Regions from separate parts of the Homo sapiens genome. Here region 2 is linked to region 1. Evidence: read pairs that join two places in POLR2A ChIA-PET (ENCODE). Cell type or tissue: PC-9. All regions are shown on one strand. Each heading gives the region's core, and the rest is flanking DNA. Links, peaks and the distances in the headings are about the cores only. Region 1 overlaps KALRN (kalirin RhoGEF kinase). Region 2 holds the start of LOC124906276 (a long non-coding RNA gene).

The links. ChIA-PET counts read pairs that join two places held together with the same protein. Peaks named below come from ENCODE experiments on the same cell type or tissue, not always from the same donor. Only the 100,000 strongest peaks of a DNase experiment are listed, where the experiment ranks them.
Region 2: POLR2A ChIA-PET joins it to region 1 with 10 read pairs; 4 of 35 experiments call an interaction of 5 or more read pairs at or near these places.

Annotation. Positions count from the first base shown.
Region 1 is chr3:124,550,442-124,559,176 of GRCh38, forward strand. The region is part of intron 33 of KALRN (kalirin RhoGEF kinase); the gene reads left to right. It overlaps LOC105374076 (a long non-coding RNA gene), which reads right to left. Exons shown (of 4, transcript XR_001740872.2): 3 at 4,646-4,780. Among named protein-coding and RNA genes, the nearest start is that of UMPS, 180 kb to the right of the region's middle. RefSeq lists a silencer at 5,249-5,440. In PC-9, for the core only: a CTCF peak has its summit at 426; a DNase peak (open chromatin) is centred at 2,000; H3K27me3 peaks cover 4,154 bases.
Region 2 is chr3:124,696,080-124,704,814 of GRCh38, forward strand. KALRN (kalirin RhoGEF kinase) reads left to right here. Exons shown (of 60, transcript NM_001388419.1): 54 at 55-176; 55 at 1,514-1,645; 56 at 3,790-3,954; 57 at 5,959-6,037. It overlaps LOC124906276 (a long non-coding RNA gene), which reads right to left and starts at 4,944. Exons shown (of 3, transcript XR_007096039.1): 1 at 4,770-4,944; 2 at 3,837-4,074; 3 at 1,872-2,514. In PC-9, for the core only: no CTCF peak of the experiment used is centred there; no DNase peak of the experiment used is centred there; H3K27me3 peaks cover 475 bases.

The DNA of each region.
Region 1 (8,735 bases), core at 339-8,338:
AAACATGTATTGGGCCCCCAATATGTGCCACCTACTGTATGCAATTTTTTTTGTCTTATATTTCCTCTGAGGGCTGGTGGTTGCCCTAGCCAGTGTAGTATGAGTCTCTTTGGGACCAGTCTTCTGATCAAGGAACCCAAGCACGTGTTTCCTTTAGAAAAGCCTAGCTTTTGCTTCCCTCTAGTGGCTACTTAGTGCCACTAGACCTCTGCCTTTACTCTTTTTGTCCCTGGAGAGCCAGTCTGAATTGAAAATTAAGAAGTTAAGACCAGGCGCAGTGGCTCACGCCTGTAATCCCAGCACTTTGGGAGGCCGAGGTGGGCAGATCATGAGGTCAGGAGATCGAGACCACCCTGGCTAACACGGTGAAACCCCGTCTGTACTAAAAATACAAAAAATTAGCCGGGCGTGGTGGTGGGCGCCTGTAGTCCCAGCTACTCGGGAGGCTGCGGCAGGAGAATGGCATGAACCCGGGAGATGGAGCTTGCAGTGAGCCGAGATCGCACCACTGCATTCCAGCCTGGGTGACAGAGCAAGACTCCGTCTCAAAATAAATAAATAAATAAATAAAAAGTTAAGATGGAGCTGGATCATAAACCATGCACATGTTCAAGGGAACAGTACAAAGTGTTCCCTAGAGGGCATGTCATGATGGTTGGTATCCAGAGAGGATGGTGAGAGGAGGAGACAAAGGAGGCATGATGTCATGAACCAGAGGTGAGGCATGGGGAAGCAGTCAGTCCCAAAGCAAAACCAACCAACAATAGCAGATGGGAGCAGAAAATCACATTAGGACTCACCCAGTAAGTGGGTTAACCTGAGCAAATGGAAAGTATGGGGTCATAGATAAAGGCCTGTCTTTACACTGAAGAAGGTAAGGTCAGGGATAAGGGGAAACCCTAACAGTAATTTGCTGAGGGCAAAAACTTGACATGAAGATGCTTTAAGATGCTGGGAACCCTTTCCGTTGCTGATACCAATTCTACTCATTGCTGGGCACATGTGCTGGATCTGGGGTGGTGCCAGCACAGCTGGAGATGGGCTCATGTTGGTGGTGCTCAGCAACTGACCTAGAAAGAGGCAGATGCTCGAGGGTCCTGCTGGCTCCTAGCTAAGCGGGCGTGAAGATGTTATTGACTGTTGCAGCCAAGGGAGGGCTCACAAACTAACAAGATAAACAGCTCTGAGAAGACACAACCACAGCAGTAGCAAGTGGAGCAATGGACTGAGGCAGCACTGGTAAGAGCCAATCACTTTCTGAGGGACCCCATTCCCCAACCCTGGGCCAGCATCCCTCATTTCTCCTGTTGTCACATTCAGCATGCATACACGTGATGTGTGTCTCCTTAGAGACTGTAAGCATGGTGCAGGTAGGGACATCACAGCTGTCTCCCTGACTGCTGTATGCCCCATGCCCAGCACAGCAGCTGGCTGGTGAAGAAGAATAAGTGCATGGATGAGGAGGCTGGACTCATTAGGCTTGGAGTCCTGCCTTTGCAGTTAGCTATTAGGATGCAATCTTTAGCTAGTCATTTTACCTCTCTGAGCCTCAATTTCCTCATCTATAAAATTGGATGATAATGCCAACCTTATGAGATCTATGAGGGTCAGATGATGTCTATGAAATAGTTTATAAACTATAAAGGGCCATACAGATGTTAATTATTATCTTAGTCTGCCTGAGGATGAAAAATTAACAAGATGTCTGCTGACATTTCTTCTGGCCTGAGAGACAGTGACCAGGAGTATTTGCTTTCTGAATCAAAGCATTTAGAATGCGCTGTTTCTTCTGAACACGAATCTGTAAGTCACCCCGCTCCCAGCCAGACCCCTTACAGAGGCAGGTTGTTCCCCTCTCAGGTGCTCCGCATGTGCCCTCTTCCCATCTCCAGTCCTGGCAGACAGGCTGCCCGTCCCCAGATTACCTAACAATAATTAGACCAACCAGAGTTTCCTGGTCAACCAGAGGAGAGCTTGGCCTCTTTCCAGGAATTAGTTTGCCAGGTTTCTATGTGTGACTGGATACCTTGACCTCCACCCTACAACCACAGTGTAAATAAACATGTATTATCTACCCTGATTTGGCAACCAGTTCCAAGAATTCTCTTCCCAGTCTGATTCCAATCTGTTGTTTCTCTAGGATGCCCAGTATAGGAAGAGCAGAAAGTCACATCCGTGGCCCTACAAAGGGAAATTATAGCCTAAATTTAGGGTACTAAATCTTTGAACCGTGGGTTTGGGAATAGTTTACTATTTTTTTCTTTCTAGTCTGCCAGATTATCTCAAGATATGTCATTAAGGGTGCTTTGGAAATTGATTTATTTTTGTTTGTTTGTTTTTTGAGATGGAGTTTCACTCTTGTCGCCCAGGCTGGAGTGCAGTGGTGCAATCTCTGCTCACTGCAACCTCCGCCTCCCAGGTTCAAGTGATTCTCCCACCTCAGCCTCCCAAGTAGCTGGGATTGCAGGCGCCCGCCACCATGCCCGGCTAATTTTTGTATTTTTGGTAGAGACAGGGTTTCACCATGTTGACCAGGCTGGTCTCGAACTCCTGACCTCAGGTGATCTGCCTACCTCGGCCTCCTGATGTGCTAGGATTACAGGCGTGAGCCACCGCGCCCAGCCCTGGAAATGGATTTCTACTCCCTCGACACAAGATATCAGTGCAAGAAAACACATCTCAAGTGCATGCCAAGTTATGATTACTGGATAAACAATATATAACATCTATTAAGCATGTAATGCATATCAGGGTTTACCTGTGTTAATGTAATCCTTCCAATAACTCTATATGGCAGGAATTAATATGATTCCTACTTTACAGATAAGGAAAATGAGCCAAAGAGAGACTAATTAACTTGCTCCAGATGATACAGATAGTAGCGATTGAGACAGATTCAAACCTAAGCAGTCTAGCTCCAGACCCAGTAATCCACAGAAAGGGAAATGGTTACCCACATCTGAATAACTGAGGTTTGATGACATTTTGCACTTCTGTGAAAATCGTCTCTGGTCTTTGGCCTGGTTTCCTCTGAAGCTCAGTTTTCCAGTGTTGCACAGTCCATACAGTAGACAATTTGCAGGAATGCCTGGGGCTTTCAGAGAAGCCCGTAACTTCTTCTCTCTCTCTAACCATGAATTGCTCTTTTTGATCAGGTTTCACCCAGCCACCTCTCCTCCCTCTTCTATAGGTAGCCTTGGGATTTTCAGAATCATGTCTATGAGCTCTTTCCTCCTTCCAAAGCTATAGGGTGTGTTGCAGGAAATGCCTTCCTGTGCAAGCACAATCAAAACAGCAGTATAGACAGCCTCAGTTAAGCACAAAGGAGCCAGGAGATGCCTCCCTGTAGACAGGACAGTTGGACAGTTACCTCCAGCCTGAGGGTCAGTGTTGCAGAGGCAAAGTTGCCAGTGGGTTAATCCTCCCAGCCGCATCTCTATTGACAACTTGTGTGGGTTCCCCAGGGGCAATGAGATGAAGATAGAAGGGAGAATAAATACCAGTTGCTACTACTGCCTCTTCTTTCCCCGAGGAGAGTATGGCTCTGCCCTTCTCACCCAAACTTGAGTCAGTGTCTAGTTAGATGTTCTCTGAAGCCTAGGCAGGGAGTACAGAGATAAAGAACAGGCACAGGCCAGGCACCGTGGCTTACGCCTGTAACTCTAGCACTTTGGGAGGCCAGGGTGGGAGGATCACTTCAGCCCAGGAGTTCGAGACCAGCCTGGGTAACATGGCGAAACCCCATCTCCACTAAAAATACTAAAATTAGCCAGGTTTGGTGGCATGCGCCTGTAATTCCAGCTACTTGGGAGGCAGAGGCAGGAGAATCACTTGACCTGGGAGGTGGAGGTTTGAGAAGCCCCTGTGAATTAAGTTGGGGTTTTTAGTAGGCTACATGCTCAAAGGAAGCCAGCAGCACAACTTGACCAAAAGGCCCTCAGATTACATTCTCCTTTTTCAGGGTTGTTGTTCCATTTTCTGGAAAATTTCCTTGACATTATCTTGCAACTCATCTATGAAATGTCTCATTTCAGCCATAACATTTTTAACTTCTGAGAGCTCTTTCTCACTCTACAACTTTTTCCCTTTATGTAACAGCTTGTTCTTTTTTCATGGATACAATATCCTCTCTTATCTTTCTGAGGATTTTATAGTGTTACTGATGTTTTATTGTCCTGCTTGCATTTTGTTTCCTCTGAGTTCCTGGTCCTTTTTCTGTTTATTTATTTTGGTCTCTGTTAGAGAGGTTTTTCTGAAAAGTCTGGTAATCTATAGCTGAATATTCACATTTATGACTGAGGCACAAAGGCTGACTCAATATTCTGTGTAAAGGAAGGAACTTGTTGACTTAAAGTTCTCACTGTGAAGTGATCTGGCAGGACACTGGAGGTTTTGGGAGCAGAGAGGGATCTCTAAGTGTCAGTATTTGAGTATCTGTACATCTTTTGGTTTCTCCCATGAATGATTCTAAAATCTCCCTAACATGTTTATATGTGGCTGCTAGCATTCTGGGATCCAAGAGGGACAAGGATACTAGCCATCTCTCCATTCTACATTTAAGCCTTCACTGAATTTCATTTTTCAGGAAAGTGCGCATAGGATAGAAGAGGGATCTAGGAGTCCCATCTTCCTGTTTTAGCCCCACCTGTAGGTCCATCCTCAGTGCCGTCTGGTGCTTCCACTCCCTGGGGCTGTCTGAGGGTTGAGCAGAGATAACTGGCAGGAGCTTGAATCTCATCTTCTCATTCTACCAAGTCAGTATCATTCTTGCATCTGCTTTCTATCATTAAAGAAAAAAAAAAGTTCTCAGCCCGGCGCAGTGGCTCACGCCTGTAATCCCAGCACTTTGCGAGTCCGAGGTGGGCGGATCACGAGGTCAGGAGAATGGCGTGCACCCGGAAGGCAGAGCTTGCAGTGAGCGGAGATCGCACCACTGCACTCCAGCCTGGGTGACAGAGCGAGACTCTGTCCCAAAATAAATAAATAAATAAATAAATAAATAAATAAATAAATAAATAAATAAAGTTATCTTGTTTACTACCTCCCATTCTCTTTGTTCTTGTGGATTTGTGTCTCCCCCCACTAACACCTTATGTTGTTTTTGTCAGGTTTAGGAATTCATGGAGATATAGTCACATGATTAAAGGGCAAGATAAATTTGGTTGAAAGGGGCTGAGAAAAAAAAATTAACAGTTATCTGTAAGATACTAATAGGAATAGGTGGGCAGCCAATGGGAGACACCTCTCAGACATTGTAACTAGGCATCTCAGTTATATATCAGGCAATAATTCATGGAATTTATTCACTCGCGCATTCAACAGATATTTATCACCTGCTGTGTGCCAGGCATTGCTCTAAACTCGGGAGATAGGACCATGAGCAAGACGGAATGCTCTGCTCTTCTGTATCTTACATAGGATAAGAGTAACACATAATTTATGTAAACAAGGCAACACATTAATGATAAGTGCTCAAGAAAATTCAGTAGCACTGTGTGTTAGAGATTCAATATAGAAACTACTCTATTTATCAAATATTAAAACTGGAAGCAGCCCTGGAGTCCAATTTCCTCATCTTAAAAATGAGGAAATTTAGGTATGAAGAAGGGAAGGGGTTTGCTGAGTGTCATACATGGGTAAAACCTGCACCAGCACCAAGGCCTCCTGATTCCCACTCCTGCATTCTTCCCACTATTAATTACTATGCAATTCACAAGACCTGCAAGACCAGGGGACCATGGTGCTCATTTACACACCATGGGAAACAACTAAACCAAACAGCTCCTTCAGTTGCAGTTAGTAGAAGCCACAGTTCCAGCAAGCAAAGATAAAGTAAATTGTAAGCTTTAGCCTCTTAATTGGACCTGGCAGCTCCATGGGCTTCCAACATACAAACTGATGAAATCCCAGAGCTCCACGACAATGTTCCTAAATGCCCAGACATTGCTTTACACATTTGCTAAAAAAAAAATTATAATCAATTCAAGATAAAAGCACAGCACTAAGCTCTTTTAATGGAACCTAGTTTCTGGAGAAGCCTTCAGAGTTTTATAGTAGGGCGAGGACAGAAGTTTAGTAGAGGAAGGATTTGAAGCAGCTATACTAAAGCATCATCAGCAATTTGGGGCTTTCCTGAAGCTTCTATAGTGGCCCTAGAGCAAAATTGGAAACTGTCTATCCGCTCCCCCATTTCTCCCCTCAAAGTGTTACACCTCCTTGAAATATTTGCATTTTTCCCCATTACCTTTGTTGATTTGTTTTAGAGATTGTTATTGTTGATGTTATCATTACTTTCATTATAAAGCAGCACTTATGTGAGAAACACTGGGCAATACTGGAGATCAGAAAGCCAGAGGGAAAATTACCCAGAGTGCACCACCCAACAATACCAGTGTTAACATTTCAACGAATTTTCCTTCTGTTTCCTATGAATAGGGTTGCTAAGTTGTTGATGATGTTCACACAGTTATATATACAACTGTACGTCTTGTCCTCTTAAAAAATTTTTTACTTTATATAAGTATTTAAGCTATTACAAAGCTTTATAAATAATCTAATGGCTGCATAATTAATTACTCACTTAGTAGATATATCATAATTATTTAACCATTCCCTTCCTGTTAGGTTTTTTAAGTAATTTCAACTTCCATGTTAGATTCAAGGGTTACACATGCAGTTTTGTCACCTAGGTATATTGTGTGATGCTGAGGTTTTGGGTACAAATGATCCCGTCACCTAGATAGTGAGCATAGTACCCAATAGGTAGCTTTTTAACCCTCATCCACTTCCCACTGGGTAGATTTTTATATTTTAGTATTGGGGCAGGGGGGCGGTGATGTTATTGTTGTAAAATTTTCTTCATTTGAAAAAATGCTATTATGAGCATTTTCATGCTTAAAGTACAGCTGCATGTCACTTGTGTGGTGCATCTCATCTTTTTGCATTTGGAAGGGAATCATAGTCTGGTTTGAGGTGTTTCATGTTAAGGGACATTACCTAATTAAATGAAATCACTTTCTGATGGAGGAATTCCAGGCATTAGCAGCAGGTGCAGGGAGTGTTGAGGGGAGGAGAGAAAGACAGTTTTTGCACAGGAGTTGGCAGGACTTCACGGTGCCCTTGAAACTGTGCCAAGTAGATATGCTCCAGCTTTACATTTTTTGCCAGCCAGCTCTGGCCTCCTGTGAGGCTGTTCATATGTAGATGTTAATTCATGTGAACTTGGTGCCTAAGGCTGGCTAAGAGTTGTGGAGGAATCAGATGATCAGATGGAAGAAGTTGCAGGGCAGGCAGCCAGGGGAGGAAGAGGAGGTCGGACTTATCTGATGGGCGCTCTTGGGCACAGCTCCCCCTCTGTCAAGAGTATCAGATCCAAGTGCTCTGCAAGGCAGTGTCAGAAGTCAGTATTCACAGTTAGAAGGCTCAGTTGGCAAGTATTGAGGGCAGGTATCAGATTCTGGGGTAAGGGGGCTTCTTCACATGGAAGCTTCCTGGAAAGCAATGCGGAATGAAGAGGCAAGAGTGAATCCTCATTTTGCATAAGGGATTCCTCGGTCCCACCATGTCTTTGTTTTTATCATAACAGGAAAAGTATGTGCTGATTTGAGGGAGGTCTGAGTCACCTTCCCTAGTGAGCCTCAGGGTCAGTTCTTCTAGTTAGGGCAAAACTCCATGAAGATTACTTTAAAAAAAAGGATTCACTTACATAATAATGTATATGCATATATACAGTTGATACAGTCTGTTACCAAACAACATGCCATCAAAATTGATGTTTAAAATTTCTTCTGTACTCCTTTCCTCCCAAATTTAAATAATAATTCACTAATACCGCCAGAATTTTTTTTTTTCTTTGAGAGGGAGTCTCACTGTGACTCCCAGGCTGGAGTGCAATGGCATGATCTCGGCTCACTGCAACCTCTGCTTCCCAGGTTTGTGCAATTCTCCTGCCTCAGCCTCCTGAGTAGCTGGGAATACAGGTGTGCACCACCACACCTGGCTAATTTTTTGTATTTTTATTAGAAACAGGGTTTCAACATGTTGGCCAGGCTGGTCTGGAACTCCTGACCTCAAGTGATCCACCGCCCTCGGCCTCCCGAAATGCTGGGATTACAGTCACGAGCCACTGCGCCCAGCCCAGAACTTATTTTTTAGACAATCATTTAGCTCTCTCTGCTTAAGGCACTATCCTAGGTGCTTTAATACTATCTCATTTAATCTTCACAACAAGCTGTGAAGTAGATACTGTCATTATCCCCATTTGACAGATGAAGAAATTGAGACAAAGAGGTGAAGTAACTTGCTCCTGGTCACACAGTTGGTGAGGAGCTGCAGAGCCCATGCCCTAAACGAGGCTATGCTGCCTTGGAGAATGGAGCAGAGACACAGAGGTGCACAAATGGAAGCTCTGAAATGACAACAGGAGAATTCTTCAGGGGTCCTGTCCTCACTCTCTGGATGCCATTGGGAAACCATCACAGAATAACTGTGTCTTTTCCATAACATGAGGAAGCTCAAAGGGACAATCTAGCTCACACAGTTTATACAAGAAGGAGGTTCAGTTAATCCCCAAATATTAATCATGTAAAAATAGACCTAAATGAAAATGATCATTTCTGGTGAACGTGAGAACTTTGAAAATGCAGATGGAGTTACAAAGAGTGGTTACGAAATGTCCCTTATGTATGTAGCGGTCCATGCTGGAAAGAAGCCAGCACAGCTATCACTGTGGAGCT
Region 2 (8,735 bases), core at 280-8,279, 150 kb after region 1:
GCAGTCAAGTGTCTCATTACTGGAGTCTGAAGAGCATCCTTTTGGTGTCCCTAGTGATTCTGGAGAAATCACCCTGAAGATCTGTAATCTGATGCCCCAAGACAGTGGGATTTATACCTGCATAGCAACAAATGACCACGGGACCACATCAACGTCTGCAACAGTCAAAGTGCAAGGTACAGCCTCTTTGTTAGTCAAACCTTTTGAAATATATATATATTTTTAGACAGGTTCTTGCTCTGCTGCCCAGGCATGATCTCTGTTCATGGCAGCCTTGACCTCCCAGGCTCAAGCACTCCAACCACCTCAGCCTCCCGATTAGCTGGACATGCACCACCATGCCTCGCTAATTTTTTTTGCATTTTTTGTAGAGATGGGATTTTGCTGTGTTTTCTACAATACTTTTTAAAACATTTATTTTTTAAATTTCAGTAAAACACACAATAAAATTTACCATCTTAACCATTTTTTAAAAAATTCAAATAGAGACAGGGTCTCGCTATGTTGCCCAGGCTGGTCTCAAACTCCAAGGCTAACGCAATCCTCCCGTCTTGGCCTCCCAAAGTGCTGGGATTGCAGGCATGAGCCACTGTGCCCATCCCATCTGAACCATCTTAAATGTACAGCTTAAAAATAAATAAATAAGTGTACAGTTCAGTGGCATTAAGTACATCCACATTTTTGGGTTACCATCACCACCATCCATCCACAGAACTTTTTCATCTTCCCATCTTTCTGAAACTGCATCTGTACCTGTTGAACAATGACTCCCCATTCCCTCCTCCCCAGTGCTTCTTGGCCACCACTGCTCTACTTTCTGTCTCTATCAATTTGTGTTACTCAAACTTTATTTTTTCTTGAGACAGGGTCTTGCTCTGTCGCTCAGGCTGGAGTGCAGTAGCATGACACCACTCACTGCAGCCTCAACCTCCCAGGCTCAAGCTATCCTCCCACCTCAGCCTTCCAACTAGCTAGGACTATAGGCATGTGCCACCATGCCCAGCTCATTTTTTAAACTTTTTGTAGTGATGGAGCCTCGAACTCCTGGGCTCAAGTGATCCTCCTGCCTTGGCATCCCAAAGTGCTAGGATTATAGGCGTCAGCCAGCACACCTGGCACTACGTTTTAAGTGAACATTATAAGGGCTCCCTGCGACCTGGGGGAGAAAATGTCCATTGTAAAAATTCAAAAATAAAGTTCTGGCAAATGAGACGAGAACGAATCTTTGCTAAGAGCTGTCTGTGGCCTACCATAAACCTACCATCAACATGTTAGTTCCCTGGCCAAGCTTTATCTTCAGGGTGCAGTATTTAGCCCAAGGAAGAACTTCAGACAGCATGGTGTGTCTCCCACATCTGCCTTGGGCCTGGAGAAAGGTATGCCACTTGGTGGAGAAGGTCACAGGAAAAAATTGTGACATCGGTTAGGTAATGTTTCCTAGATGACTTATACCTTGGTGTAAAATGCCAAGTTCTGCAGAAATAGCACCTGATCCTGATTTCTGTCTCCATAGGTGTTCCAGCAGCCCCTAACCGCCCCATTGCCCAGGAGAGAAGCTGCACCTCCGTGATTCTCCGCTGGCTGCCCCCCTCCAGCACAGGAAACTGCACTATTTCTGGTTACACTGTGGAGTACAGAGAGGAAGGTGCACTATCTCCTGCTCTTCTTTTTCTTTTCTCTTCTTTTAAAACATTTATTTTTAAAATTGCAGTAAAACACACATAATAAAATTTACCATGCTAACCATTTTTTCAAAAATTTGAATAGAGACAGGCTATTGCTATATTGCCCAGGCTGGTCTCAAACGCCAGGGCTAACGTGATCCTCCCACCTTGGCCTCCCAAAGTGCTGGGATTACAGGCATGAGCCACTTTTATTTTCCTTTATTTTTATTGTTTATTTTTTTTGAGACAGGGTTTGGCTCCATCAACCCAGGCTGGAGTGCAGTGGTGCAATGTGGGCTCACTGCAGCCTCCACCTCCTGGGCTCAAGCCAACCTCCCACCTCAGCCTCCTGAGTAGCTGGGACTAAAGCGCACACCACCACACCCGGCTAATTTTTGTATTTTTAGTAGAGACAGGGTCTCACTATGCTGCCCAGGCTGCTGGCTGCTGTGAAACTCCTGAGCGCAAACAGTCCACTTGCCTCAGCCTCCGGAAGTGCTGGGATTACAGGCGTAAGCCACCGCGCCCGGCCTCCTGCTCTTGTTTTTCTGTCTTCTCTTCGTCTCTAGGAGGTCCTTCAGAATTGTGAACATATTAGCCTCCTCATCTTTCAGAAGTTGTTCCTTGTTGTGTCTTCCAACTCAGCACAGAGGCCTCAGTGCCAGATTACAGCTGCCTTCTGATCCCAGATGTCGAGCAGCTGTTTTGGCTAAGATGATCCAAACCTCCCTGACATATTTATGACCCAGGGCAGGTTTCAAGGTGTCTTCATGCATGTATCCCTACTTAACATGCTCGATCACCCAGACAGGGATGATCAATCCCATTTTACAGAGTGGGAGGCTGAGGCCTAAAGAAAGTTAAGAAACACAAGATTATAGTTAGTGAGAGGCAGAGCTAGCACTAGAACCCAGATGTCTACTTGGATAATTTGTGATCTTTCTCCCAGAGAAATAACTAGTGTAGTACGGGTGGAGTTCTACACCCCCTATCCCCAGATAAAATTAAGAGAATATATATTTTTTAATTGTGCCGTTTAAAATTGTGCAATTTAAACTGTTAAAATTTGTTACATTTACATGCTAAAAGTGAATATATTTCTTCAGCAGTTAGAAACAACTGAGACTTCCATCTAGTTAGCAAGAATTAGTTAAAATAAGAAGCTGCCAGATAGCTCTAATTGTTAATAACACAACTACAGTTATTCACAGTAATAACACAATTACTCTGAATAACATTAGGAATTACACAATTGAACTGAAAGCAAGTGCTTGCTACCCTATCCCCCGAACCAAAACCATTTGTTTTATTCTACTTTCCATTATGCTTATTATTTTAACTCTTCTTTCTCCTTCTTTCTTATTAAACAGGCCCTATGCAGTTATAAACCCATTTATTTCTGCATCCTTCTTAAGCTGTTCACTCTTGTGTCTCCCAGGTTAGCACAAAAGTATTAATAGTGAGCTGGGAGACACATTTTACAAAGTTCATGTTTACCTTAGCATTATCCAGTTCATAGTTCAGCTCATTAACTAAGTTCTCTTGGGCAAATTGTTCAATATTTCTGAGGCTCAGTTTCTACATCTGTAAAGTAAGATTAGCGGTCTCTACCTCACTGGGTTTCTGTGGATTTAAGACAGAATTAACTTTCTGTCTTAAATCTCATTTAACTATGAGAGAATTATGTTGAAAACACCTTCCACAGTATTTTACGTGTACGTAGTGTTCAATACATGTTACTTTCCATTTTGTTTCCATTTCCAAATGCATATTTTCTCTCATGTTATTAACTAAAAATATACTCTTCTGGCCTTATTAAAAGTTTGCCATGTGTCCCCTGTAAATTCTGTATTATCTATGTCTTTTTACTCTGGCACTTGCACATTTGAAAGTGAACAGAATCTATAGGCCAGCTTCTTCCACGCCTCTCACCATTTATTCCGTCATTTAGGAAACCGAATCCAAACTACCATAGTTAGCCTACAGGCTTTCAGAGCCTGACACGGTAACCACAAGCATCCCTTGAATTGAATGTGTCTATTTTCCTGTCTTTGTTTGCTGAAGGTCTTTGAAACAATATCCCTTTGGCTTTTCTCTTTCCCTCTCCTGGGAAACTGTACACTAGGTTCTCAGATCTGGCAGCAGTCAGTGGCTTCGACCTTGGACACTTACCTCGTCATCGAAGACCTTAGTCCCGGGTGTCCTTATCAGTTCAGAGTCAGTGCCAGTAACCCCTGGGGAATCAGCCTTCCCAGCGAGCCCTCGGAGTTTGTGCGACTTCCAGAATATGGTGAGTCCCAGCCCAGCCCTGGCCCCCCAGGCAGTGGGATTGAGGCACCTGGCTGCCTGTCACAGACTCCTGGGCACGTTGACATGTCAGGCCACCATGCAAGAGGCACCTTTTAGAGGACTAAGAAGAATGTTTCTGTAAAGTATAGCTCCAAGCATCTTGGGCAAATGTTAGGTCTGCACCCATGCCTACCCCTGCACCTGCCAAGTTCCCTGGGGAATGAGTATGTCCCCAGGAATGGAGAGTTACAGGCAGGAGTCATGAGTCCTGTGGATGTTCTCTGCCCCTCTTCTGAGACAGTAATACAAAGCCTCCTCCCACCCGGGCACCCCTGCCAGCCGTAAATGTACCTCCCTGCATGAGGGACTCACCCACTTCAAATGGGGGAAAGAAAAGCAACCTGGCTGAAGGACTTCATTACAACATGAGGATTTCATAGTTTCCTCACCCCCAATCATCCCAGAATTTCTTTTTTCAACATGGGTATAATTTTATGTAGATTTGTTGAAAAAGTAACTAAGATACACATATAGCTAGCTAAATATGAGTATTTTACAAATAAGGTTCTTATTTTGCCCAAAACATCTTCGTCCCAGGGACATTTTGAAAGAGAAAACTTGGCTATCCTAAAGAAATCTCCAAATGGTGAGATTTTGGGCAGTGCAAGGGAGTGGTCTGTGTGTACTGGGGAGAGCAGTGGGTGGGGGGCAGCTGACTGTACTCGAAAGACCATGGACCTGTGTGCCTTAGGGTTAAGGGAATTCTGGAGTCTCCAGAGGGGTTTGGGAAACCCTCTAAATCACCTCTGCCCCCACCTGAATCCAGAAATGCTCTCCAGTTCCAGTCCCACAGTCAGCCCGGTTTTCTCCCAGTGACTTTGACTTTGTTCCCACGAGCCTGTGACTCTTGCAGAAACCTACGCCCTGGGTCTCTGTTTCCTCAGAATTCAAGATGGATAAGCCGCCTTCAGTCTCAGCCAGGCTGTGCTCTGGGAAACCTGAGGGAACTGGCTCCAGGGTCAGCTGAGCCAAGCTGCTCATGTGACCCCTCTCCTCCCAGGCTGCTCACTTGCTCCAGCCCCGGATGATGCTGTGTGTTTTGCTATTTGTGAACCTTGGTCCCCAACAGATGACACAAATGCGTATTGCTGTGCTTGCTCTGTGTGCGTGTGTGTGTGCACGCGTGCGTGAATCATTGCCAAGGAATTGACACATCACACAAGGTAATACTGCCAAAGAATCTACTCAGGCATATATTGTGGGTTAAGCTAAATCCTTCAGTATACCAGATAAGCTCATTAATGCCTGAGAAGAGCGGGATAAGAAGATAATTTTTTCTTTTTCTTTCTTTCTTTCTTTTTTTTTTTTTTTTGGAGACAGGGTCTCGCTCTGTCTCCCAGGCTGGAGTGCAGTGGCGCGATCATAGCTCATTGCAGCCTCGACCTCCTGAGCTCAAGTGATCCTCCAACCTCAGCCTCCTGAGTAGCTGGGACTACAAGTGTACACCACCATACCTGGCTAGTTTTTGATTTTTTTGTAGAGACAGGGTCTTGCTATGTGGCTCAGGTTAGAAAGAGAAATTTCTAAAATGTCTTTTCCTTTTCTCCTTTCTTGACCTTGTAACTTTTCCCTTCTCTCTCTGCATCCTCCTTACACCCCTGATTTTCACGAGCTTTTCTAGGTCTTCAAAGTGTTCTTTTATCCCTTTTAAATTTTTCTCCTAAATTTATCTTATAAAATATCCATAAGTCATATTTCTGATTGTACTGCGTTTTCCCTTTGTTTAAGTAGATGGGAGAGAGAAGCTGACTCTGTCATGTCAGTTTCCCCTTGGATGATTTTTTAAAATAACATTCCAGAGAATCATGGCATTTTCCCACTGAGTCAGACTCCATATTTGGTCATGAGAATTGCTTTGGGGTTACTCTGGAGCTTTTCTGTTAATTTTTTCTTTATTCTTATATGACATCCTCGATATTGTAAATGGATTCTCTTTCTTCCGAAGATGCTGCTGCTGATGGTGCCACCATTTCTTGGAAGGAAAATTTTGACTCAGCTTACACTGAGCTGAATGAAATTGGAAGGTAATGACACAGTTTTATATTCCTTCATTCATGAACACCTAGCAACATCACATCAGAACAGTAACTTTTTGTTGTTGTCATTGTTTATTTCTTTTACAAATGCAATTCTCTCCATAGCAAGAAAAAAACTAAAATATTCGTTTGTATTTTCTACTGTTCTTTTTCTAACTTCTTAAGTTGGATGCTTCATTCATCAGTTGTCAACCTTTCTTCTTTTCTAATATAAGAAATTAAGGCCCAAAATTTTCTTCAAAGTACAATTTTAGCTATAGGTCCTGAGTTTTGATATGCAGTATTTTCCTTATAAGTTATATGTAGTTGTCTTCAACTGTGAATTTTTCTTTGACCTGGTTATAATGGAAACATGTTTTAATATATATGAGATTTTTAAAGGTATGAGTTTTTTTAAAGTATCTTTTTATTACTGATTTCTAACTTAATTTGCATTGTGGTCAGAAAATCTATATGGTACTGATTCCTTGGTTTTTGTTTGGACTTGCTTTATGAGTAGTACATGGTTACTTTTTGTAAAAATTTCCACATGTTCCTGGGAAGACTGTGCAATCACTAATTGTTGGATATACATCTCTATATTGCCCGTGTACCAAGCACATTAATTATTTTATGAGTATTTCTAATCCCAATCCTCCCCCTGCCACACACATACACTCCATACCTTTCTCTTTCTCTCTCTTTCTCACTTGCAGTATTTTGGTTAGAGAACATTTAGTGTGTCCTCAAAAATAAAACAGATAAAAATATGACTTTTAACAGAAAAATTAAAAATCTATCACCTGGCCCACAAAATAGTCTATGGGAAAGAAACAAAAGGCATTCATCCCTATGCATGCTTTGGTCTCCAGGTGGTCTGTGTGAGGGAATGTAGGTAGATCTTACAGGTTGCCCACCCGTAAGATCCTTCCCCCCGGATGTATAAATAAAAGAATACCCACTAACGATGGGCCATTGACATCATTTCTAGCTCTGATTAGCATTTCTCAGTGAAGCATAACATTTTTTAACTGACGTGGTTGTGACCGACGTTGTAGAGGAAACCAAAATGGTCCTTCTGCCTGTGTCTTAGGCAGGAGTCACAATATCATTCACTGCCTTCCGTTACAGCACCTTTCATCAAAAACAAACTCTACCTCTCCTTTCCTGTCTTCTTTGTGTAGCCAAACAGAAGAAAAAAAGCCAAGGAAATTTATGTAATGGTGATGATGATAATGATGATCTCAGTATCTATAGTATTCTAGATACTAAGCAGATACTATATACAAATGTTATTTTTGTTTGTTTGAGCTCTACTGCTTAATACACAAACATTATTTAATTTAATCCATACAACACTATGAGATACTGTTTGAGCAGATTTAAAAAAAAAAGATAGAGATCGGTTATTGCTATGTTGCCCAGGCTGGTCTTGAACTCCTGGGCTCAAGCAATCCTCCTACCTCAGCCTCCCAAAGTGCTGAGATTACAGGCCTGAGCCATTGCACCAGGCTGAGTATATTGTCTTTTTGTCTTCTTTTTTCTCTTTTTGAGACAGGGTCTGTCTCTGTCACCAGGGCTGGAATGCAGTGGCAGTATCATAGCTCACTGCACCCTCAATCTCCTAAGAAGCTATCCTCCCACGCTTGCGGGGAGGATGATCAGTCTTCCAAGTAGCTGGGACTACAGGTGCACACCACCATACCTGGCAAACTTTTAAAAGAATCTTTTGTTGTTGTTTTGTAGAGATGGAGTTCTCACTATGTTGCCCAGGCTGGTCTCAAATTCCTGGGCTCAAGCAATCCTCCTGCCTCAGTCTCCCAAAGTGTGGGATTACAGGTGTGAGCCACCCATCTCACCCAGCCTGAAGTATATTTTCAGTAAAGGAAACTCAGGGTCAGGGAGGTTAAGTAACTTTCTTAAAGCCCCACAACTAGGAGGTGTGGAGCCAGGATTCAAATTCTGGGCTACCCAACTCCAAGCCTGGTCTTGTTTTACTAGCATATATTGTTTCTCATCATATCGATTATTGTCCAAAATAAGCTCTAGTAACTGAAATCTAGTTTGCTTTATTATATTGAAATTTGTGAAGCTAAACATGACCCCCAATAATGGGCCGATTAAATCCCCAGCTAGTTCTAAATGAAATTGGTTTCATCACCCGGATGCCCCAGTTAATTCCTCCTGGAGGCATGTGTTTGCTATTATTAGCCATAGGTTAAGTCATGTTTTAGCTAAAACAGATGGCTGATTTGATATTTCTCAAAGGGAAGATCAATTTTCTTATCTGTTCAAAAGTAATCGATGTTTTTGTTTTAAAGTCTCTAACAGCCTGAAGCTTGTCCTCTCTCCTAAGAATAGTCCTTATATTTTCAGAAGATCTTTTCAAAATGTTGTACATTAACAGAATGGAAATAATACATGGAAATTCTTTTTTTTTCTTTTTTCTTTTTTCTTTGAGACAGGGACTCACTATGTTGCCCAGGCTTGAGTGCAGTGGCATGATCACTGCTCACTGCAGTTTCGACCTTCCAGGCTCAAGTGATCCTCCCACCTCAACCTCCCAAGTAGCTGGGACTACAGGCGTGAGCCATCACAGCCAGCTAATTTTTGCATTTTTTTTGTAGATACGGTATTTCACCATGTTGCCCAGGGTAATCTCAAACTCCTGAGCTCAAGCAATCCACCCACCTTGGCCTCCCAAAGT